3 separate regions of the Homo sapiens genome follow, and all the other regions are linked to region 2. Evidence: chromatin loops called from intact Hi-C (ENCODE). Cell type or tissue: ascending aorta. All regions are shown on one strand.

Evidence for each region. Peaks named below come from ENCODE experiments on the same cell type or tissue, not always from the same donor. Only the 100,000 strongest peaks of a DNase experiment are listed, where the experiment ranks them.
Region 1: it touches region 2 in a loop (4-fold over the local background); 3 of 110 quality-filtered maps call a loop at or near these places.
Region 3: it touches region 2 in a loop (1.9-fold over the local background); 2 of 110 quality-filtered maps call a loop at or near these places.

Annotation. Positions count from the first base shown.
Region 1 is chr20:40,760,100-40,768,099 of GRCh38, reverse strand. No RefSeq gene overlaps it. Among named protein-coding and RNA genes, the nearest start is that of SNORD154, 49 kb to the right of the region's middle. RefSeq lists an enhancer at 4,856-5,356. In ascending aorta, no CTCF peak of the experiment used is centred here; a DNase peak (open chromatin) is centred at 4,009; H3K27ac peaks cover 2,366 bases.
Region 2 is chr20:40,560,291-40,568,290 of GRCh38, reverse strand. No RefSeq gene overlaps it. Among named protein-coding and RNA genes, the nearest start is that of MAFB, 120 kb to the left of the region's middle. In ascending aorta, no CTCF peak of the experiment used is centred here; DNase peaks (open chromatin) are centred at 3,026 and 4,691.
Region 3 is chr20:40,262,491-40,270,490 of GRCh38, reverse strand. No RefSeq gene overlaps it. Among named protein-coding and RNA genes, the nearest start is that of LINC01370, 260 kb to the right of the region's middle. RefSeq lists enhancers at 611-1,142, 1,143-1,674, 7,479-7,979. In ascending aorta, a CTCF peak has its summit at 4,177 (motif pointing left); a DNase peak (open chromatin) is centred at 4,159.

The DNA.
Region 1 (8,000 bases), 200 kb before region 2:
TCCTTCACTAGAGTAACTGTTATCAGTATTATTCATAGTAGTGTCTGGGCTATATAGAAGGGACTATAATAGAAGGCAGGCATTGCTACTTCTGTCTGGGGAAGGAGAGGATGGCTCCACTGCGTAGGTTAAATGAGAAGTGACTATGTGTGGAAAGTGAGGGGAACGGAATCCAGGAAGAGGGACTGGCCAGAGCAAAGGCCTGGGGGCCTGAGATTATACGCATGTAAGACAGCAGGGAATAAAAAGGCCACTCAAGGAGGCCTTTCAGGCTTCCTGGTGTCTGCAGGCCTGAGGTTCCAGGGATGACCAGGGTGGAGAGGGTCTGCAGGGGCGTGCCAGCACTGTCCCCCATCACTGTACCTCAGCACAGACAGAGAGAGAGAAGCCTGAGGTTCCCACCAGGAGAGGCCAAAGGGCGGGGGTCTCAGGCATGAGAGGGTGGGACCAACAGGTTTCTGGGGAGCATGTCTAAGCCATCACTCTTGAACTGTTCAGGGCAAGGCAGCTTCGTTTTCAATAGCATTCTCCTCACTTTCATTTGTGAGACCAATTACAGAGCATTTTGCACCACAATTACTGCCGTTAAAACCTCTCAGTTCCATTTGGTGAATTTTAGTAGTAATTGAACAGAAGAAGCCATCACACAGGAGGCTGTCCTATTGAATCTGCCCAAGCACTGAACTGTGAATTCCAGTCCTCCCAAAGCAGTCACATGGGGCCCAGGTGGAAGGTGCCTGCTTCCCTCCCCTGGGGATTTTGCCCTGGCCCATGTGAGAGATCAGCTATACATGGAAGGGTGATGGGAAGTGCCTCCAGCCAGGGACAGCTGTGCAGTACCAGATTTTAGGGCCTAGGATAGGGATGGGCTGGGGTGGCAATTTCAAGCCTTGGGAACCTGAAAGTTTTGATATTTCAGAGTTGGGAGCGTGACTGGATTCATGCCTTCATTTATTATTTATAGAACAAATACTTCTGTAGCACTTACCATGTACTGGCCACTCTTCCAAGTGCATTGCAAATATTAGTTTCTTTAATCCTCACAGCAATGCCACAGTTAGTCATCTTGTGATTGTTCCCATTTGATGGATGAGGAAACTGAGGCTCAGAGAGGTTAATTAAATTGCTCGAGGTCACACAGCCAATAAATAGCAGGGCAATTTTACTCCAGGGTTCCTCTTCTTGTTTTCTTTTCCTCTTGTGGTTTCCTTCCTTGATGTTTAGGGAAGGCTTATAAGAATTCCTAAGTATGTCAGAGGAGCTGAATGAAGGGAACTGGCAATCCCTAGGCTGTGGTGACAAAGGAGACGGGTAACAGAGCTTGGAAACCTGCTTGATGGTGGGAGCAGGAATCCAAGTGAAATCCTTAAGGAGGAGGAGAGACTTAGGGGACAGAGTTAGGGTTGGGTGGTCTAGGAGCCACTCCTCACCCAGAGGCTCTGCGCCCAGACCCCAACCACAAAGTTCGGGTTTTGTTTTAGCAGAAAAGGCCATATTCCCTGATCTGTGTGATAACTGTTTGTTCCAAACCTCCAGCAGACATGCTGGACCCCTGAGTGAGGACAAAGGATGGTAAGCCATCTCTGTCTCCATTGCTTCTGATTTCTTTGTAGATTTAAAACCAGATGAATCAGGACACCAGCTCTGTGCCTTGAACATTTACAGATGAGAAAACTGAGGCTCAGCAAGGAAATGCCATTTACCCAAAGTCAGGTGGCCAATGTATGGGAGGGTCAAGCTTCAAACTCAGTTCTGTCTGATTCTCAAATCCTTGCTCTATTCATTGCACCCAACTTCCTGCTTCATCAGGACAGAAACAAGCCACTCACACAACCGCTGGGGACGGACCCAAAGACATCATCTGTGAGGGCCTCACTAACCTGCTGTGGGAACTGTCTGTCTGCTGCCCCTACTCTGCTGAATTATCTTTAAATCCACCCCAGGGCTTGGTAGGTCAGTTAAAAACAGACAGGGCCATGCTGGAATCTTAAAACCATGGCTGGAAAAAAGTCCTTTCCTTGAGCTTGGGAGTTTCTGCTTAAATCCTTCCTGGGTGACTCAGCCCCTTCTTGAGTAGCCTAGGCTGGCTTCACCTCCCATACCCCACTCTGGGGAGCACTGTTGAGGTCAGATTTGGCTAAAAGGGAACAGGGGGCTCTTTTCAGGAAGCGGCAGGAAAGCATTTGGGTTTGGTCTTTCCTACTACCTAAAGATGGTAATCCCACCTGTTTCCTGTAACTAGCAGGCCAGCCTCAAGTCGGGAGCTCTGCTTGGAGTTTACCTCTGTGATAGTTGGCAGGGACTGGGCCAGGGTCAATGGCTTAGGGCAAGGCTGCCTCTCAGGGCAGGTAAAGTGCCAAACCTCTGTCATTAAATGCAGGGTCTCTCCAATTTCCTTCTCCATCCTACAAAGGCACATTACAAAGGTAAAGTGCCAAACCTCTAGACTCTGAAGTCTAGCTTGGGAGGGTTAAGGGACAAAAAAGTTCCCCTTTATCTTCAGATCAGTGGTTCTCAAACTTTAATGGCATCAGAGTCACCTGGAAAGCTTATTAAAACAGAGACTGTGGCTGGGCGCAGTGGCTCACGCCTGTAATCCCAACATTTCGGGAGGCTGAGGCAGGCGGATCACCTGAGGTCAGGAGTTTGAGACCAGCCTGGCCAACATGGTGAAACCCTGTTTCTACTAAAAATACAAAAATTGGTGGGGTGTGGTGGTGGGTGCCTGTAATCCCAGCTACTCAGGAGGCTGTGGCAGGAGAATCGCTTTAACCCAGGTGGCGAGGGTTGCAGTGAGCCAAGATCGTGCCACTGCACTCACTCCAGCCTGGGCGACAGAGTGAGACTCTGTCTCAAACAAAACAACAAAACAAAACAAAACAAAACAAAACAAAAACAAACAGAAAACCAGAGATTGCAAGGCCCCAGCTTCGGAGATTCTCATTCAGTAAATCTGGATGGGGCCTGAGAACTTGCATTCTAATAGGCTCCTAGGTGATGCTGATGCGGCTGGCCTGGGGACCAGACTTTGAGGATGATCACTTTGGACATTTTTCTGTTGACTCCTCCCTTGTGGGGTGTGCCCCAGCAGGCACTAGGCTGTATTCCTACTCCACCACATGCTCCAGCTTGCTGCCGGTGGCGTGTAGGGTGACAGCCAGGGCCAGGGAGGATCAGGTAGGAGCATCAAGCTGACGAGGAATTTGTAGAAAGAAACCGGGGACAAGCTACAGATGATTATGGGAGGCAGCCATGATGCTCACCACCAAGCAGTGAGCAAATCGGAGACAAAGACCCCACTGAGGGCTCTAGAAAACTCTTTGGATGCAAAGCTGGAAGGCTGTGGGGAGCAGTGGAATGAGTACATACTTTGAAGTTTCTGCCACTTTCTAGCTGTGTGCATGTGTGATTTTGAGTAAATTACTTCTCTCTCTGCCTCAGTTTCTTCATCATTCAAGTGGGGTGAATACTACTTTCTATGACTGTTGTCAGGAAGTAATTGAGATTACAAATGAGAGTGCTCTTGGTACAATGCCTGTCATTAAATGCAGGGTCTCTCCAATTTCCTTCTCCATCCTACAAAGGTCATTATACTGGCTTAGCATGACTCCCGTCTCTCTATCTGCTTCCACTTGTCCTCTCCAGCCACTGGACCATCAGCCTACATTATCATAAAAAAGAGCGAGATTTTAATTTGTAGAATGTTTCTTTCTTTCTTTTTCCTTTTTTTTTTTTTTTAAAGAAAAGCCTAATTAGGAAGGCCGTTAAATGCCTGCAATTCCAATATAATTCTATTAAATTCTCCCTGTAAAGTTAATGTTACAGACTTTTTAACAGATGTTTTAATTAGGCATTGTTATTAAAGAGAATACTGTAGAAATTAAAACCAGACCCTAAATGGGGGAAGAAAGGCAGTTTTCTTGTGCTGGGTAAATGGTGGCAGCCGCCCAGCAAAGAGCTGTTGGCAGCGGGTCATGAAAAACATGCACAAAAGGAGAGGGAACGCTTGGCGCAATCCGCATTGCTCAGCAAGAGGGAAAAATGCCTGTGCCTGGTCCGCTCGGCCAGCACAACCTCGAGCCCAGCCAGCTTGGGAAACAGGGAGAGAAGCTAGGAAGGGTAGAGACCCCCTGGCTCAGCTTGACAGGTTTTGGGGTCTGTTCCTATTGTGGTCATTCCATTTAGGTCCATGTCCTCTGACCCTCCTGGCAGCCCACGAGGCAGAGATTACTCTTACCCATTTTACGGATGAGAAAACTGAGGCTCAGAGATATCTGATCATCTTCCCAGGTAGACACAGGAATAGACAGAGCTAGAGCTCCAATTCAGATGTCTGGTCCAGAGTCTGCCCTTTTTGTGGCACCATAGTGGGTAGTCCAGCCAGCCCCCACTGTGGGCTAAAAGACCTGATTGTTTTTTGAGAATCAGCTGACAGCCACCATCTAGAATTCTTGAAACCAATGGTGGTTTCTGCATTCGTTGCCACTGGCTGTGCCCTTCTACCTGGAAAGCAACCTCACCTTTGATGCCAGCCAAGTGAGGGGTCGCCCAATGTGTGGCTGGCTCAGGTAAGCCATCCTGCCACTGGGGATGGGAGTCATTGATTGTCATGGAGACTCCAAGCGAGACATCCAACTCCTTCTGAGATGGGCCACCCAACTCCAGATGGCTCCTGTAAGGAGACAGGAGGAAGAGGTGAGGTTGGAGAGACCTGGGTTCGAATCCTGTCTTCTTTGATAGCAACAATGAAGCCACTGGCTGATGTCGTGGGCCTCCACTCCTGAGTCTGCATTTTGCTGTCTCCTTCTCTCGGGCATTGAGCCAAGGGCCTGGGTGAGGGTGAGCGCTCCCAGGAGGCACCGAGGCTACTGAGACACCCTCTGGTGCCTCTGGTGACATGCTCAGATTTGCCTTTTCCAGGGGCTAATTTTCCTGTCCATTCTCCAAGGCTGTCAGCCTGGGATTATTCAAATGATGTTTATTTCTGTCCTGTGACCCAGATAGATCTGCCACGAGTACTTTTGTGAGAGCTTGGAAGGAAGAAATGACTGAAAGCGGGACCACTGTGTGGGTCTTATCCCTGGGACCCCTCCCAGGAAGCTCTGCAGACTCCTGCTTGTGTCCACTGGAGCTGCCACCCATTTCCCTCCCCTCTTGCTGCCTCTGTTGTCACCATGCAAGCCATCCTTCTGGGCCATGGGGAGGCCAGGGGTGCCTCTTGCTCAGGATGGTCTTTCTTGGGGCTGTTACTATGAGATCCCCGAGGTCCAGGCAATGTACTGCCTGACACTCAGTAGGTGCCCCATAGTTGCTAGATGTTGAGGGATTACTTCATCCCCCAGTCTGGGCCTCCTGAGCCTTTTGTTTCAAGGACATGGAATGGGTTTTCTCAGCCACCCCTCTTTATAGGCAGGAAGGTGCTATGAAAAGCCTGCTCCTGAATTCCAGTCTCGCCTCTCACTAGCTGAGTGAGCTTGAGCAAGTGGCTCAGCCTCTCAGAACCTGAATTTTCTCATCACTAAAGTGGGGAAGGTAATAGTGTCCAGGCCCTGGCATACTGATGAAGATGAAATGGGGCAATGTTCTTGAAAGCATCCAGTGCATAGAGGCTGGCTATAATAGGGGGTGTGCAGTGCAGTTATTGTATGTGTGTACATGTGTGTGCATACACACGTGCACACAAAATACGTATGAAATGCACATCATGGCCCCCAAAATTGGTCACATAAGTTACCTCTAGAGAATGGGTCTGAGGGTTGCTTCTTTTCTCTCCAGTTTAAATGTTTTTTAAACCGTAGCCCTGTATTATTTTTTAATTAAAAGAAAAAAGCAGCAAAATAACCAATGCAGAAACTGCTGGTGGTTTTGAGAACTCTGGTGAATGGGAATCAGCTAATTCTCAGACAACAGTCAGGTCATTTAGCCCATGGGGTGGGCTGGCTGGGCCATCTCTCTGGTTGGGGCAATTGACCCAGCTTTGGGCCCTGAGCAACTGAGTTTGAACCCTGGCTTTGTGATTTATTGGCCACTTGACTTCAGGTGAGGTTTCTCAGCCTCAATTTCCTTGTATATAAAATGGGAAGAACAGAAACTACCGGTAGGGCTGTTTTTGGGGAACTGAGAATGGGTGTGAGGCATCAGGGCAAGGATACATATGCCAGATAGGTAGCAATTCTGATGACCCTTGGGCTTTCCCATTGCTGCCCCTCCCCCAGGAGGCTGGAATTCCATGCCTCACCCCGAGGTCAGGTGAGGGCATGGAAGAATAACTCTGGGCCACTAAATCTGATGGGTGTTGTTCAGTCTTCCTTTTACTTGACATCAGCAGCATCCGCATTGCCAGCCCCTCGGCTCCTGAGACCCCCTCTTCTTCCCTTAACATTTCCCAAGTCTTCATGTGAGAAGGGAAGGAAGTGGGGGCTAGGCTGGCCTATGTGAGTCCCGCGTAGCTGGGTTGAAAAAGTGTGGGAACTTTCCTCACCATGAGAACCTGCAAGTGTAAGTCATCTGGAACAATCTGCACTTCCATCAGAAAGGATCTGGTTGAATAAGTCACACAGCCATCTCCAGAACCCCACAAACATGTTACAAGTTGGACCATGTCTTTGAGACAGGTGACATATTCCACATCAGATTAAGTGGAAAATAAATAATTAGAAAATAACATTTATCGTATAATCTCATTTTTAAAAAAATATAAGATAAAGCAATCCTTGGAGTAGCAGAGATTAAGAACTTTTCTTCTTATTTAATCTGAATTGTAAACTTGCATTAACGATATCAAGAACTACAATGACAATAATAATAAAGTTTTAAAAAAATATGAAAAGCAGCTTTATTCATAATTAGCAAAACTTGGAAGCAACCTTCAGTAGGTGAATGGATAAATAGACTATGGTACAACCAGACAATGGAATATTATACAGTCATAAAAAGAAATGAGCTATGGAGCCATTGAGACATGGAGGAATCTTAAATGCATATTACTAAGTGAAATAAGTCAACTGGAAAAGGCAACAAACAATGTGATTCCAACTCTGTGACATTCTGGAAAGGGGAAAACAATGGAGACAGTAAAAAGATGAGTGGTTGCCAGGGGTTAGGGGAGGAAGAGATGAACAGGCAGAGCACAGAGGAGCTTTAGGGCAGTGAAAGTACTCTCTCTGATACTATGATTGTGGATACACATCACTTTTCCAAATTCACAGTATATGCAACACCAAAAGAGAACCCTCATGTAAACTACAGACTCGGTGGCAATGACGTGTCAATATAGGTTCATCAATTGTAGCAAATGTATCACTGTGCTGTAGGATGTCAGTAGTAGACGTTGGGCTTATTAAGGGGGTGGGAGATACATGGAAACTCTCTGTACTTCCTGCTCACGTTATTAAAATATGAAAGGACCTTGCTCAGTCAAGTGCTGAGAGGGGTGAGTCAAGGTGCCTGGGAGACTGGCCCAGTTGGGGGACTCCAGAGAGCATCAGGAGCCAAGAGCTGAACCTGAATGGTGAGCCTTAGGGGCACATGGCCAAGCCTTCTTCCCCTCCCTGCCAGTCCGTTGCTTGTAGCCCTCTGTGTAGGGCAGATGCCATTTAAGACTGAACTTGAATCCCAGCTCCATAATCTCTGCTGTGTGACTCTGAACAAGTGACCTCATCTCCCTAAGCCTTAAAGTCTCAACCTGTCAGTTGGGCATAGTGATGTTCCACAGAGTTGATGTGAGTTACCTGAGGTCTCATATGTGAAATGCCCTGGATAGTTCTTGGTTCAGAGCAAGAGCTGAGGTCTGGGCGGGGCTGTGTGAACCACCACTGTGGGGAAGGTGGGTAGCCCCTTCCTGGCCTGCCAGCCTTGGAGCCCCTGAAAGGTTCCCCAAATGCTCTTCCAGGTCCAACCCGAGTCCCTTCTGTTTGATGGGTATGTGTTACACTCAGCTCTGCCTGTCATCTGACAGAAGCTTCAAAGAAGTCTCTTTCAAGTTCTACAGTACCTTGAGA
Region 2 (8,000 bases):
TGTCTCCTGTTAGGACAGCAGGCTTCCAGGCTGGAGGGGCTGGCAGAAGGTCGGACACACGTTGGAGAGCTGATGAGTACAGGCTTGCTGAGCTTGCTTTTCTCCAGGTCCTTGGCCACCCCTACGTAGGGAGTGCAGCTGGCCTGGGTGTCAGGAATTGTTGGGATCCCAGATATACCAGAGCAGATTGGGCAAACCTTTGAACCTAGGTGGCCTGCTCAGCCCTCCATGCAAAGCCTCATGTGGAGGGCTGGGATAGAGAACTCTGCTGGCTTTGGATGTGTCTGAGAGCCCCACCTGCCAGGGGGCCAACTGTGCTGTAGGGAGGGGATAAAGCCCTAACAGGGGCTACCCCTGGGAGCCCAAGAGCCTTCAGCAATGATTCCAGATTCATATCCCTTACCACTTTCTGGCTTCTCCAGCCTGGAACCTCTGGGCCTGTTCTGCTCCCACCCCTGTCATAAGCACCCCAACAAGACTTGTGGCATTCAACATGGGTCACTCAAGATGAGTGTTCCCTCTTCAGTCCACAGGAGGCATGCCCAACCCTATTGACCTCATTTGCCCATGCATTCATGCATTTATGCCTTCATTCAACAAATAGTTATTGGATTCCTATTGTAGGTTAGGTATTGTGCTGGTTTCTAAGAACACAGCTGAGAAAAAAAGAGTCATAGCTTCTACCCTCAAGGAACCCACATTCTAGAAGGCTCTCATAAAAAGAGTAAAGCAAGGATGAAAAATAATTACATTTTAAGAAGTGCACACAGGTGATATAAGTTGGTGATATGAATTGGCGCTGATTCATATTAGCTCATGAGAGCCAATTGTTAAATTTTCAGGGGTTTTTGTGAGCTAGTAGTTAAACACAGCCATTATAAACATTAAATTATATAAATAATATGTATTTTAATAAATAATATATAATATAATAAATAAATAATATATAATATAATAAATCATATAAATTATATAAAAATCAAAATGAAAAATGAAATGCATGACTCAATTATTTTACTTCTATTGTATCTATACGATGAAAATAATATATAATAGTTTGTGCATTGTTGTACTTCTTTGCCTAAAACCATATTCAGTGACCACATGTTGCTAGCTTGATATTGACCATGATGGGAATATTTACATTATGAAAATTAGGAGACACAACAAATGAGGGCTTTTGTTTTTCTTTGAGAACGATTTGTTAACATTTACTAGCACGTTCCTGGGATATGGGAGAGAATACAGGGGGATTTGACCTCAGGTAGATTCATTTATCGGGGAGATCTCACTAAGGGGGGGGATAGTTTTCTGAGACCTGAGGTTGAGAAGGAGTTGACCATTGTAACCATGTGTTGCAGAGTTTCATGCAAAGTCTCTGGAGCATGGTAGTTTCTGGGAATGGAAAGGGGACCAGTATGGCTGTTCATCAGTACCTGTAGCTATGACATTATGAGCAAGGGGGAGGGAGGAGGGAGATGGGGTTGGAAAAGCAGGCAGGGGCCAGGGCTTAAATTGACTTGTAAGCCATGGGAAGGAGTCTGAAGTTTATTTCAAGCCATGGGAGGGGTGCACAGCTGTGAGAGGGCAGCACAGCCTGACTCCCACCTCCAGTGCACTCCACATCTTTCCTCATCCTGCCCCACAGCTTTCTCCAGAGTTACAGGGGAGGGGATGGCAGGAAGTGAGCCCTCTTGGGGGCAGCCTTCAACCATAAAGCCATGGAGACTAGTGGATAAAGGTCCCAGCTTCCTGTTTTTCAGGTGGAAAATTCTGGGAGGCCTTCTGTACACTTCCTAGAGATCCTGGTACACCCAAGCCCCCTTTGCCTACAGTAAGGATCTCAGTAATATTCCCATATACAGTCTGAGCATCCCAAATCTGAAAATCCAAAATCCAAAATGCTCCAAAATCTGAAACTTTTAAAGCAGAAACATGATGCTCGAAGGAAATGTTCATTGGAGTATTTCAGTACTCATTGGAGTACTTCCTGGGGTCATCTCCCAAATCAACTACCTGTACCAAAGGCCTTATCGCAGGCTCTGCTCTCCAGGGAACCCAAACTAAGACAGGGTGATGTGAACACTGTGCACACAGAGCTGGCAGATGGGGAATGGGTTGGAGGGGCCATTTCTGCCCACTCAGTTTCCTCTACCCATGCCTGGGTCCCCTGGGTTCTTTCTGCAGGGACCCCTTTATCCCACATCCTGGAATCAGTCTTGACTAGGGACAGCCTAGTTTCTGCCCTTAGGCTTGAGTGGGTCAGCCAGGAGGTGATCAAACCCAGCACCACACTGTAGGGGCCACTTCACAAGCCTGGCTGCATCTGTCAAGACCCTCAGTCCCCTCCCTTTTTGGTTGGTCTGGCTCCTGATGCAGATTATCCCTGGCTCCTCCTGAAGGTGTCCTCATCCTGTCCTCCCACCCAGTTCTGCCAGACTGCTGCCTGGATCTGATGGTTTGTCGAGCCCTCTTGAGCTCTGACAGCCCCACAAGGTGGCTTAGCTGTTCCCCAGCCCTGGTCATGTGCCTAAATTAGGCTACAGTCAGTATATCCCACAGATCCCTGCCATGCAGAACTGATCTCACCTGTCCCAACCTGGGCCAAATAGGACACCAGTGTGGCCTCTTCCTCAGTTTCCCCAGTTCAGCATGGGTTAGCAACAACCATGCACTCACTCAGCAGCCCAGGCTTCAAGAAACACTGCTGCTGCAGTGCGACAGTCTGAGACTGAGCCTTCACGGAGGTCAGGTGATCTGTCTCACAGAGCTGGCTTTATACACCCCTGTCTGAATCCTTCCCTACTTGGCAGCCCAAAAGGCCATCTCCTTCTCCTAATGCCCCTCACTTTGCATTCCCCTGCACAGGCTATCCTTCGGGACCCAAATTGGCAAGGCAGCAGACCCTATTCCTTACAGGACGTGTTTCCCTGGCTTTATGACTGGGAAACCTGACCATTCTCCCTCCCTCTCCCCTAGGGACCTGGCTCCCTTCCTCACCATGAGCCCCTCCTGCTGCTCCCTTCTGAAGCTCTCCAGAACATTCTGACTCACCCTCTGACTCATGAGGAGTGTATTTCTGTTCCCATGTCCTGCACCTTAAGGCCCGGAGATCACAGCTGTTACCTCTGTGCATGTGTGTGCCTGTGTGTGCACCTGTGTGTGCATGTGTGTGTGTGTGCCCCTGTGTATGCATGTGTGCATGTGTGTCTGTGTGTTCTTGTGTGTGTGTTTGAGTGTGTGCATGCATGCATGTATGTGCCTGTGTGTGTTTGAGGGGGGCACGTTTTTCTCAGAGAGCTGGAGAGGGCGATTCTCCTATCCCTTCTCTACCTTACGTATACATCCCCTGACCCCTCAGGAGCAGACAGCCACCCTCACAGGCCCCTGGAGATGTGGATGGTGGGGTTGCCACAGAAAGCCTTATGCGAATACAAGTACAAGACAGTACAAGATGATTGTACTATCCAAGGTGCTTTTTAGCAAAGAAAATCCAAGTTGTTGACTCCATCCACTAAACCCTGAGTCTGGAATCTCTACATTGTTGAGCTGGAAGGAACCTAGGGGCTAAAGCTAACTCCTCATTTGTTACTTTGGGCCTAAAGATACCCAGATTAGTAAGAACCATGCCAAAAATTACCCAGCAAGCAAGTGGGCAAGCTGGATTGGTATCATAGTTAATTTATGCCCTAAGCCAATATCAGTCAGCCATTCGTCCTCTCCCCTAGCCACCCTCCACTATCCTGCTAGACCTGTGCCATCCAATATGGTGGCCACCAGTCGCATGTAGTTATCAAGCACTTGAAATGTGGCTAATCCTAATTGACATGTGCTGTCAATGTAAAATATGCATCAAATTTCAAAGGCTTAGTATAAAAAAGAATAGGAAATAGCTCATTAATAATTTTTTATATTGATTACATGTTAAAATAATATTTTGGATATATTGCATCAAATAGAATACATTATTAAAGTTAATTTCACTCATTTATTTTACTTTTAAAAATGTGGCTACTAGAACATTTTTAATTGCATATGTAATTTAAATAGATAATGGTTCATGTTTATGGCTTATATTATATTTTAACAGGAATTGACCAGCCCTTGGGCCAAATCTGGCCCACTGCCTGTTTTTGTAAATAAAGTTTTATTGAAATGCAGCCAGGCTCATTCATTTCCATAGTCTATGGGTGATTTTGCTCTGCAATGGTAGAGTTGTAACAGAGACCCTATGTTCCACAAAGCCTAAAATATTTACTCTATGGTTCTTTATAGAAAAAGTTTGCTGGCCCCTGCACCAGACCATCAATTTCCTGAGAGTAGAGATTCTGAGCTTCACACAGGATAAGTGCTTAATTAATACTAGTTGAATAAATGAATTACTTGATTAATTTTTGGAAGGTAAGTTTGTTGAAATTCCAAGCAGAGGACATAGTGTGTTGTCAAGGCACAGAACCAAGAAACAGCCCTGGGTGTTCTGATAAATGTCTGAGGTGGCCTTAGATACTCACATCAGCCCCCTCCTTGGTCCCTGGCTTCCTGTTTTTTTCCAGGAAATCTCCATTCTGCCTATGCAAACCCCAACAGATCACCAACCAACTCTCAAATCTTCAGTAGCCTGGCCGCTGCCTTTAGGATGAAGGCAAAGGTTGTTAGCAGGGCCTTCCGGCTCCTCCTGCCCCGCCTTGCCCAGCCCTTTAGCCTGGCGCTCTGCCATCTCCTCTCCCCTCCAGCACTCCGGCACTGCTCCTGCAGGCGCCCCACCCATTCTGGTCTTCGTGCCTTTCTTCATACTTTTTCTCTGCAAGTCACATAGCCACCCTTCCAGGCTCAGATCCAATATTTCTTCCTTGAGACACAATGTGGCATTTTGCCAGTTTTGGAGTTTCTTTTAAATGATTGTTCCTATAAGATAAATGATAGGAGGTAGTCGGTTCCCACAGCACTTTGTATCTTTCTTCACTGTAACACTAATAATTGAAAGCAGGAAATCTCACTTTTTATTTGGTATTTGCTGTGTGCCAGACACCACCCTCAGCTCTCTCCATGGATTGCCTTTTAAAATTCTCACCACAGCTTTATGAAATACGTGCTGTTTTGCTCCCATTTAACAGATGAGGAAACAGACTCAGAGATGGCCCTGAAATTCAAATGCAGATTGTTGGATTCGAGAGCCCACAGTCTTAATCTAGGGCCTGTGTTCCTTCCTGAGACTAGGTCCTACTCTCCCACGCCTGGGGTCTCTTCCTTCCAGAGAGGTCCTAGAATCCGCCCTGAATGGGGACAACCTAGGCCCTGCTCTGAGGCCTGCGTGTATCAGCTCATAGGTAAGGCTAACCCAGCATCACAGTGTAGAGACCTCTCCAGAGGCCTCCCTGCAGCTGCTCAGAGAGGCAGTCCCCATCCTTGAAGGTCTAGGGCACACAGTTAAGTATATGTTAACTCTTCCTCATTTTGGGTCTCAACATAAACCATGCTTCCTCATGGAAGTACTCCATGATTGCCCAGAATACGATAGATCCTTGGATATGTGTTCTCACAGTACCCAGCTCTTCTCCTCCCCTAACACTTATTAATTTTTTTTGTACTGACTCTTTTATCGTTGGTTTCCCCCAGTAGACAGTAAGCATCATGAGTGCAGGAACTTTGTTCATTGTTGTATTTCTAGCAATTTTCTCAGTGTCTGCCTGTTACTAGGCACAGTGAACATTTGAGTGAATGAACAAAACTCTACTTGATCTCTTCACCTGGATATCAGCCTCACAAATCCACAGGGAAGCAGAAAAGCATGTGAGGTTCGGTCCCTATCCCATTCCCTCTGCAAGGGACTTAGTGTTGAAGACACTGGTACGTGTTGAAAGGACACAATGGGAGATTGATGATCACAAGGCCGGTAATGTCTGACCTGTGAGCAGAACTTGAGACAGAAAGCAACTTCCTCTGCCTCAGCCAAGGAAACCTACCCTCCTCCCCACACCAACCCCATGTGCCCTCTTGGGCACAGCCTGTGGCTGACAACAGAGCTGAAGGACAGTGGGTAGGTAGGTCCCCTGTCTGGGGACAAGCAGACAGGCCTGTGGCTTGGGCAGTGAGTCAGACAGACTCCCCACCCTGACCCCACCCCCAGAGAGTGAGGGAAGCGAGCTGCTCAGTCACACACAGACAGCTCATGGAGGAGGGACACAGTGGGATTCCAAATCACTGCTAAAGGGTTTCCCCCATTCTTCCTCCTGCTGCTCTAGTGGGTGTGGCTTGAGAATTTCAGTTTTCACCTGTTTCAGGGAAGGCAGTGGCCCAGGTGAGGCCTGCAGCGGTTGGAATTTTTATATTTGCCCTGCACATCCCACAAATATCTCAAGGCTCTGTTGGTGGGTGGGAGGGTTGGTCTGCCCTAGGACCCCTGAGAATCAGGTCTCACGTGCATACCTGGGTCTAGGGTGAACAGCTTATTTTCGCTTGCCTAGGCCTGCCTTGTTTTAAAAACTAAAAATTGGAAGGGCGCAGTGGCTCATGCCTGTAATCCCAGCACTTTAAGGCAGGCAGATCACCTGAGGTCGGGGAATTTGAGACCGGCCTGACCAACATGGAGAAACCCCATCTCTACTAAAAATACAAAATTAGCCGGGCTTGGTGGCACATGCCCGTAATCACAGCTACTCAGGAGGCTGAGGCGGGAGAATCGCTTGAACCTGGGAGGCGGAGGTTGCGGTGAGCTGAGATTGTGTCATTGAACTCCAGCCTGGGCGACAAGAGTGAAACTTCATCTAAAAAAAACCCAAAAAACCTATAAATTCCACTTCCCAGAAACTCCCCAGTCTCAGGCAAAGGAGGCTGGTTGGTCCCCCTTCCTGGGTTCTTTGCACTTCATTGATTGGCTTCAGTACCAGATGCTGTGTCACTAGTTGCTGGCTGGCCACTTCTTCATCATATCAGTGCATGGCCATGGGCTTCTTTTGAGGCTCATGGTTGGGCTTAGGGACAGGCAGCAGCTTGCTTGACCTGTGAACCTGGGCAGACCACCAGGGGCTAGTGTTAACTGTTTGACACCCGGTATAAAGACCACAAGAAGTTCTGCTGAAGTTCTTGCAGATGGTGGGGTGGGAGACGGACCCAGGGCATCTAATCTACCAGGTTGTGATGATGGCCACATAGAGCTGGCCTGAGTTTTGGGACGTATGTCCGTGCAGAGCAGAATAAGCTACATCAGGGGATAGAATAGATATATAATGCAAGACACATATGCCATTTTAAATTTTCTAGTAGTTACAGTTTAAAAAGAAGCAGGTAAAATTACTTTTAATAATAGTCTATCTAACCCACTTATCCCAAATATGATCACTTCAACATCCAATCAATAGAAAAATTTTTAATGAGATCTTTTAAAATGTTTCTCTCTTCATTCTAAGTTTAACATCTGGTATGTATTTCACGGGGTCAGCACATCTCAATTTGGACCAGTCACATTTCAAGTGCGGCTTGGCCACATGTGGCTCTGTATTGGACAGAGCAGAGCTAGGCACTTTTGCAGCAGGGAAAAGGGATCTTTATCCAGACAGGGCTTCCAAGGTCTAAGCAGGTCCATTTTGAGGAGATATTTGGAGTCTACGCAGATGAAGGTAGATCTGCAGATTTCAAAGTCATCAGTTGTGCTGGTGTGATATTGAAGCTGTCTGGGGATACTGTTTGGGGGCTGTAGGTTGTAAGGGGGAAAAGGTGGTTTTATCATAGTTCACCTTTGTGGTACAGCCAGATCAGTAGGAGGAATGCCCGCAAGTGTGGCTGGGGAGGGCTCTTTCTTACTCTTAGACAAAAGGTATTGTCAGCCTACAGTCTTTGCAAGATTTAATCTTAATGGAGCAAGCCTCCAATAGGCCCTAAAGAGGCTCTTGCTAGGAAACCTTGACCATCCTTCCCACCACTCCTTTGTCCCTGGAGGAGCAGTTTGTGGATTGCTTTCTGGGTTTAGTTCCATCTTAGAAGGTAAGAAAAGCTCCATTGAT
Region 3 (8,000 bases), 300 kb after region 2:
GCTATTTGGAACTACTGTCGAGTTTGTATTGGGGTCAAGCGGCATTGCAGAAGAAAATAAGATGCTTAGATTTTAGGTCAGGTGAGAGTTGAAGAGGTTTTAAGTTCTTAAGAATATAGGCTAAGGGAGAAGAAGGAGGAATGGAAGGTGGAAACTTGCCCATAGTGAAGGAGGCAAGCCCAGAGAAAAGAGTAGAGACACGGAGAAGCGGTAGGGGTTTCTTGCCCTCCAGAAAAGCAGAGAAAGGGTTGGGGCATGGAAATAAGGAATTAGGGCACAGAGATAAGAGGTTGGGGTGCAGAAATAAGGGATTGGGGGTTCTTGCCCCCTAGAAACACGGGACTTGCCACTAAGGGTGAAGGAGAAGGGGTTGAGGGGTACTTGCCCCTCCCCCAGAAAAGCGGGACTTGCCATTAAGGGTGAAGGAGAAGGGGTTGAGGGGTACTTGTCCCTCCCCCAGAAAAGCAGAGAAGGGGTAGAGACAAGGAGAGAAGGGGTTGGGGTACTTGCCCCTTCCCCAGAAAAGCGGGACTTGCCGCTAAGGGTGAAGGACCAAGGCAAGCATCCCTGCGTGGTCTGACACCTTTGAAACGTGGGTGAATAATCAGAGAGGTGCCCCTGCAATGATTAAACACCAAGGGAAGGCTGCCTTCCCAGTCCGTGACCGACGCCAGAGTTTTGGGTCCACGGATAAAATGTGTCTCCTTTGTCTCTACCAGAAAATGAAAGGAATTGAAATTAAGAGAAGGGAGAGATTGAAGTGTGGCACCAAGATTGAAAGGAGAAAGAGGTTGAGGGATAGTGAGGGAAGCTGGAGAAGAGAGTAAAAAGAGGCCGCTTACCGGATTTGAAATTGGTGAGATGTTTCTTGGGCTGGTCGGTCTGAGGACCTGAGGTCATAGGTGGATCTTTTTCACAGAGCAAAGAGCAGGACAGGGGATTGATCTCCCAAGGGAGGTCCCCCGATCCCAGTCACGGCACCAAATTTCATGCACGTCCGTGTGAAGAGACCACCAAACAGGCTTTGTGTGAGCAACGTGGCTGTTTATTTCATCTGGGTGCAGGTGGGCTGAGTCCGAAAAGAGAGTCAGCGAAGGGAGATAAGGGTGGGGACATTTTATAGGATTTGGGTAGGTAAAGGAAAATTACAGTCAAAGGGGGTTTGTTCTCTGGCGGGCAGGAGTGGGGGTCACAAGGTGCTCAGTGGGGGTGTTTTTGAGCCAGGATGAGCCAGGAAAAGGACTTTCACAAGATAATGTCATCACTTAAGGCAAGGACCGGCCATTTACACTTCTTTTGTGGTGGAATGTCATCAGTTAAGGTGGGGCAGGGCATATTCACTTCTTTTGTGATTCTTTAGTTACTTCAGGCCATCTGGTCATATACCTGGAAGTCACAGGGGATGCGATGGCTTGGCTTGGGCTCAGAGGACTGACAGAGGATAAAAATAGTCTTGTTTTCAAAATAGAGAATTCTAGAATATTAGTAGAAATAGAAAAGGGTTGGCCTGCCTTCTAAGTACTGTTCTCAGAAGAGTAAAGATAACTCTCCTTGCTTCCTCATTTCCCCACCCCCGTGGTCTCCAGGAGCCATCCCACTCCTTGGGCCTCAGGGACAAATCTCCATACGCAAGCTTGTCCTGGAGATGAGTCCAAGGGAAGGTTCACTTACCTGTCTACTGTCAGCTCCTCCCACTTCTAGTTCATCCTACTCCCACACCTAGTGAGTTCATGTTTCAGATCTCAGTTCAGATGTCACTTTTTTAGGGAAGCTCTCTGGGGCCTCCCTGTCTATCAAACCCTTGTCTTGACAGAAGAGTACTATGTTTCCTGTCCCTTTCACAGTAACCATCACAGTTGTAAATGTGTGTTTATTTGTGGGAGCATTTGGTTAATGTCTGTCTCCATAGCTGGAATGTAAACTCCTCCAGTGCCGGGACTCCACATCTGATTGCATTCAGCCCTGCATCTCCAGTACCAATCCCATTACTAGGAATGTAGTTTACACTAAATAAATATTTGCTGATTGAATAAGCAACTCTTCTGTATTGGATTACACACATAGGAGAGGTGACTTCCCAAATCTATTCTAGTTCAAATGTCTAGTATGACAATCTGTTTCCATACTGTAGTAGGTGCTGTTGGTGCCCTGCTCAGCTGCCCTTTGCTGGGCTGGTGCATCCATGTCTCATCAGTGCTAGATGTTCTTGACTCACAGCTGGACCCTTCAGAGAATTACTTGCTATCAGGAGCTGTGCCACCCAGAATGGCCTGGGAAGCTGCATTCTCTCCAGAAGTCTGTCAGTAGCCAATGGCCAACTAACACAAGGGCAGAAAAGTTTGGCACCCTTGCCTCAAGGTGGGAACTCTGTGGTTCCACGCAGGCTCCAGAGCTGCCTGTGGAATGAGGCTGAGACTAGACTTCAGCTGCACCCTCACCTTTGCCCGGTTTCTTCCTCTGCCCTATAAGGCTTCCCTCACACACTTGCAAGTTTTATTTGGGGGCACTCCTTCAATAGCTCAATTACATATGAATCTCAGCTTAGGAAATGCTTCTAGGAGACCTAAACTAAGACACATTCAATATGCATAACCAAAAGGATACTGGTAATTTTTTTTTTTTTTTTTTTTAGATGGAGTCTCTCTCTGTCGCCCAGGCTGGAGTGCAGTGGTGCCACCTCAGCTCGCTGCAACCTCTGCCTCCTGGGTTCCAGTGATTCTTTTGCCTCAGCCTCCCAAGTAGCTGGGATTACAGGCATGCGCCACTACGCTCGGCTAATTTTTGTATTTTTAGTAGAGACGGGGTTTTGCCATGTTGGCCAGGCTGGTCTCAAACTCCTGACCTCAAGTGATCCACCTGCCCCGGCCTCCCAAAGCGCTGGGATTACAGGCAGGAGCCACCACGCCTGGTTGATACTGATAAATTGATTCTCTGGAAGAAAATGAAAACAACAATAAACAACAATTCTGATTTGTAGCATTTATCAATTATACTACACAACTATAGTAGTAGTGTAAATAACTCCTACTACAGCCATTTTCAAGCTGCCAATGTGATTGCTGCTGAACACAAAGTTGAAAAGACATGCATGCAATTGGCTCATGGGAGTCAGTAAGAGCTATGTTTAAAATATCATAACTCATGATATACATAAATTAAAAGTTGTACACATAATATTAATATTATGATTAGTACCATTTTGATGGTAACTATGTGCTAGGCATTTTGATAAATACTTTATTTTTACCTCTGTCCTAATCTCCAAGAAGCTTATACTATTCTTACCCCCATTTTATAGAGGTAGAAACTGTGGGTCATAGAGTTACATTATTTACCTAAGGTCACACTACTAGTAAATGGTGTCGCTGAGATTCAGCTCTGACTCCAGATTCTTAATGCATGACCAACTTTAGTGTCACCTACTAAAAGGCAATAACTGCTCCCTTCCTGAGTATAGAATTTTACATTTGGAATAGTGACATTTTTCTGTACAGCAATTTTCATTCCTTAGCATATTTGATTATTTCAATAGAAACTATGCAGGGCAAACATGAATATTTTAAAGATGAGGACCTTGAGACTCAGTGATTTGTTCAAAGGTTCTAAGGCTCAGAACTAGAGTTGCACACCTGGGCTTCTCACGGTCCAGGTGTCTTTCCAGCAGACCTTAGTCTTTCTTCCTCAGAACCTCAACTCTCAATGACAGCTTCATTAACCTCTGGATGTAAAATTTAGCCAATCCTTATCCAGAGAAGGCCAGCATTCAAGGTATTGAATGAAACATCATTCATCAATTCTTCAGCGGATTGGGCACCTACTGTGTGCCAACCAAGGTTACGTGTAATTTCAAGTAAGGAAGGTATGCCCAGGACTCCTAAGGAACTGGAGGTTAAACCAATTGAGTTTAGTTTAGCATATTGTCACGTACTTGCCACACCTACCAGGGAGTTTCTGAGACTTTGTTTTGGAGTCACAGATGCAAAGCGTTAATGCAGGACGTGGTACATGACTGGATAGTGATAGATCTAACGAGGCCCCTTCTCCTTCCTTGGTCCAAAACTGTTAACAGATCTTGCTGGAAAATGCCAGTGCATTTATGTTCTGATGGAATGGTGCACATAGGACATCCATGCCTGGAGGTTTTTCATTCACCCCTCAACGCCATCTTGTGGGCAATGAAAACTTTGCCAGGGTTTGGGGAAGCCTGCCCAGCCATTGTGTGATTTGACTTAAAAATCAGAATTGGATAATCTATACAGCTGTAGAAGCAAATCTACAGATCCTCTCAATGTGTAAAATTTGGATTTAGGAATTCAGAATAATGGAGTCTACTCCTGGCACCATTAATGATATTGATGTATGACAAGGTGCCTGACTTTGGTTTCAGTTCTCAGCAGAGGCTGTAGAATCAGGTAGATCTAGGCTGGACTTTTGACTTTGTAACTGTGTCCTTGGCCAAGTCACTTGACCTCTCTCCATCAAGTTTCCACATTTGAGAAGTGGAAATAAAGTCATGCTTATTTTACTTCCTTCTTGAGAAAATACAATGAGATGATTCATGATTAGTCCTTTACTCTGCATTTCAAATGCGTTCATCCACGGTAGATGTTATTGATATTATTGTGGCCATTATAATTGCTTTCAATACAGACTACTTTTTTTTGCCTTTTTGCCTCTTAGAATTGCTATCTTGATGGTTATAGACTTGAAACTCTAAATCAAATACTAAGAATTATTAACTGATGTACTTTCTTCCCTTTCTGTTGGAGAAAACCTCAGGACAAGAATCATCTCTTTCCAAGTCTGGAACAGTGGATGAATTAGGTGGTTGTTAAGTAGAACAGAGAGCAACTTACTGGGTATTTAGCACCTGTAAGTCAATAGGCGTTGAGCAGGAGGGTCTGATGATTCCCCTGAAACACACACCTATTGGGGAGTTTTTTGCATATAAAGACATAAGGAGATTATTAAGGAATAGATTAACATTTCTCTCCATTTGATAGTCTGTTGAAAGCTACCTGTCCTTTCCTCTGGGGGCCCGAAAGAACTATATAGGGTTTAACATGCTATTTTACTTATAATTTCTAGTTAAATTGAGCCGTAGACTTCATTATTAAAATCTGTAAATTCAGCTGGCATTTATCCAACACCTGCAGTGTGCCTAGCCTTGTGCAGTGGTGGAATCAGACCAAGCTCCTGCTCTCAAAACATGGGTGCCGTGCTAAAATGGCAATCCAGAACTTGACAGACTGCACACCAGAACTGATCAGGGCTACCAAGAAGGGGCCTTTTGAAGAGTTATGGGCTGAACATCAAGGGACACAGTGCTCTCACTGCTACTCCGTGGCTATGCTGAGTGGAGTTGCCATCCCGTGGCCAGCCTCAATTTCATATTGGTTGTGAGTCTGAAACATCCGGATAACTGTGAGCTCAACCTTTCTTCCCATCTCAGCTTGCTCTGGATTTATCAGAGAGGTAGGGAGATAGGATAGCTGGACTTTGCAGAAATTCTTTAATGAGCCAAGCACTCTGGCAGACATATATAATGTTACAGTGTAGTGGGCATTATTATAGTTACTCTACTGATGAAAAAAATGAGGGCTCAGAGAGTTTAAAAATTTACTCAGTTACACGGAGGATGACAGTGTGTCTGACCCCAAATTCCTAGCTTTTTTCAGTTACACAGGCTGATGGCTGGTAATACAGAAAAAAAAATCTCACTGTGGATACAGGTTGAAGAAGATTAATCAATGCCTCTGCCCTCAGATAACTCATAGTCAAGTAAAGAGGTTCTTAACCTTTTAGGGGGAAGGGCAGGGTGTGGGGATGTTGTGTAACTTTGAGACGCTCCCTCGAAAAATGCTGAAAATCTTGTGCACTACTTCAGAGGAATGTTTGTACACCCTCCCTGTCCCATCCCAATCCCCAGCAGAGACTCTGAGCTCAAAACTCCCTGGAAGCAGACAGTAATTCCAAGGTGCCCTGCCCTGTGGAGGAAATGCTGCTAAGTATTCCACTGGAAACTGCATGGACAGAAATAAGTGCTGGTTGTGGAAATCTCCCCTTCCACGCTGGCTGCTGCTGCAGAGCTTGGAAGGAAGATGTACACGACAGTAATTATACTAAAGGACTCAGGCCATTCAGTCAGACGCAGGGCTGACTTCTGAACGACCATGGAGCAGAACAGCCACTGCTAATGCTATGGATCCGTTTTGTGTAATCAGCGTGAATCTCCATGGGCTTTCTTGGGTGAGCTGGAGATGAGGTGTAATTCCCTTTGCAGAATAGATCTGTATGGAAAGTGTGCCACAGAGTGAAAACCCACGTACTGTATTGCAGTTCCTTATTTGTTTTCAACCTAAATTGGAAAGGTATTTCTTGGGGTTGGCAGTTGCTGAGATAATTTTTTTTAAATTAAGAGTTAAGTATGATCAGGACTTCTAGGGTGCTGGTATGTTCTATTTCTGGATCTGGGTGCTGAGTACACTTAAGAATGCGTATTATATTTTTTCTATATGAAGATTGTCTTTCTTTGTGTGTGTATATATGCTTTATGCATACATTTCTATATATTCTATTTAGTGGGTATATGAAAATATTTTTTGAAAAGAATGAGGCAAGTTATATAAGAACTGACCTTTTAAGTGAAAAAAAATATAGTCATCTACATAATTTAAAGTACTCAGTTACAATCAGCCAAAAGTCTGCCATATTAGTTTAAAAGTCCTGTGAAACAGGACTGAGACACCTCAACACATTGAATTGGGAGTTCTAGAAAGATCCTCCAGCTCCCTTCCAGGACATCTTTGGGTGCCTCGAATGACTGGCCCCTGCTCTTCTCTGAGGCCCTGCCTCCTCACTTGTGGCTTCTTCCAGCTGAGACCTGGCTGCTACTAGATACAAGGTAACCTGAGCAACCTCACAGGCCCACCAGGTTGTGGAAAGAGAAAGGAGTCTGCTGCCAGGTCCTTGGTGTCTTTTGCATCGAGGCATTGGTGTGCAGCCTGAAACTGCTCCCCTCCCCCATCTGCTACCTTTTTTCTGGGCTCCATTCATTCACAAGTGCTTAGGCCTCAGTTTACTGGGCAGCACTCCAGTGTCCTCTTGGAGCCTGCCTCTGCCCACCTCTGGACCATCTCTGTCCAGGAAGGGGCTGGTTTTAGCTCCTCCAACCCCCTAGTCTGATTGTCCAGATTCTAAATCCCACCTTCTGTGCATACACCCCGGACTTTAAACATGAGATATCAACTGGACACCAAACACAGTGGCTTTTGTGCCCAACAATGCTCAGCGTCACGCACTTGCTTTAATCTCCCCTAGACTCCCACTCCAGTCCTCCTTCTGCGCAGCCTCTGCAGACCCATTTCCATTGTGTTCCTTTCTTCCCTCCCTCCTGGCTCCTGCTGTTTGGCGTCTGAGTTATGACGTCCTGTGTCCCATTGCTTTGGGGAAGCTGTTGACTTCGGAAATGGGAAAATCTGACTGAAAGGCAGGAGGAAGGGAACCAGAGTCAGAGCCGAGGCCTAAGTCAGCAGCAGCGGTCTGTGAAGCTGCGAGAGACGGCATTTGTACTGGGTCACTGGATGGAGGGTGCGCAGCACCTACACAGGCCAGGCAATCCCTGGAAACTCAGCCTAATTGCTCTGTCTTTGGGGGGTAGGAGGAGAGGATGGGATGTAATGACACAAAGGGATGTGTTTATCTGCCTTTGTCTCTCCATCACTGTGAAAATGCCCCAATATCTGTTTTAATTCCCTACTCATTTTGCTATTTATTCACTTCCAAAAAGATTTAAGGAAGTTAATGTTCCATATGTCATGGGTTATGTGGATCCAAAATGCCCCTCTAAGATCCGGTATAGAGCATAATTTCTGAGAATATATTTCAGAAGACACAATTCTCCAAGGCCAGGGTCAGGGAGAGAATAGCGAGTGTGTTGCAGGATGTCAATAAATCTGCAAGACCTCAGACACATGCTTTTGCCTCTCTCAACCCATTTC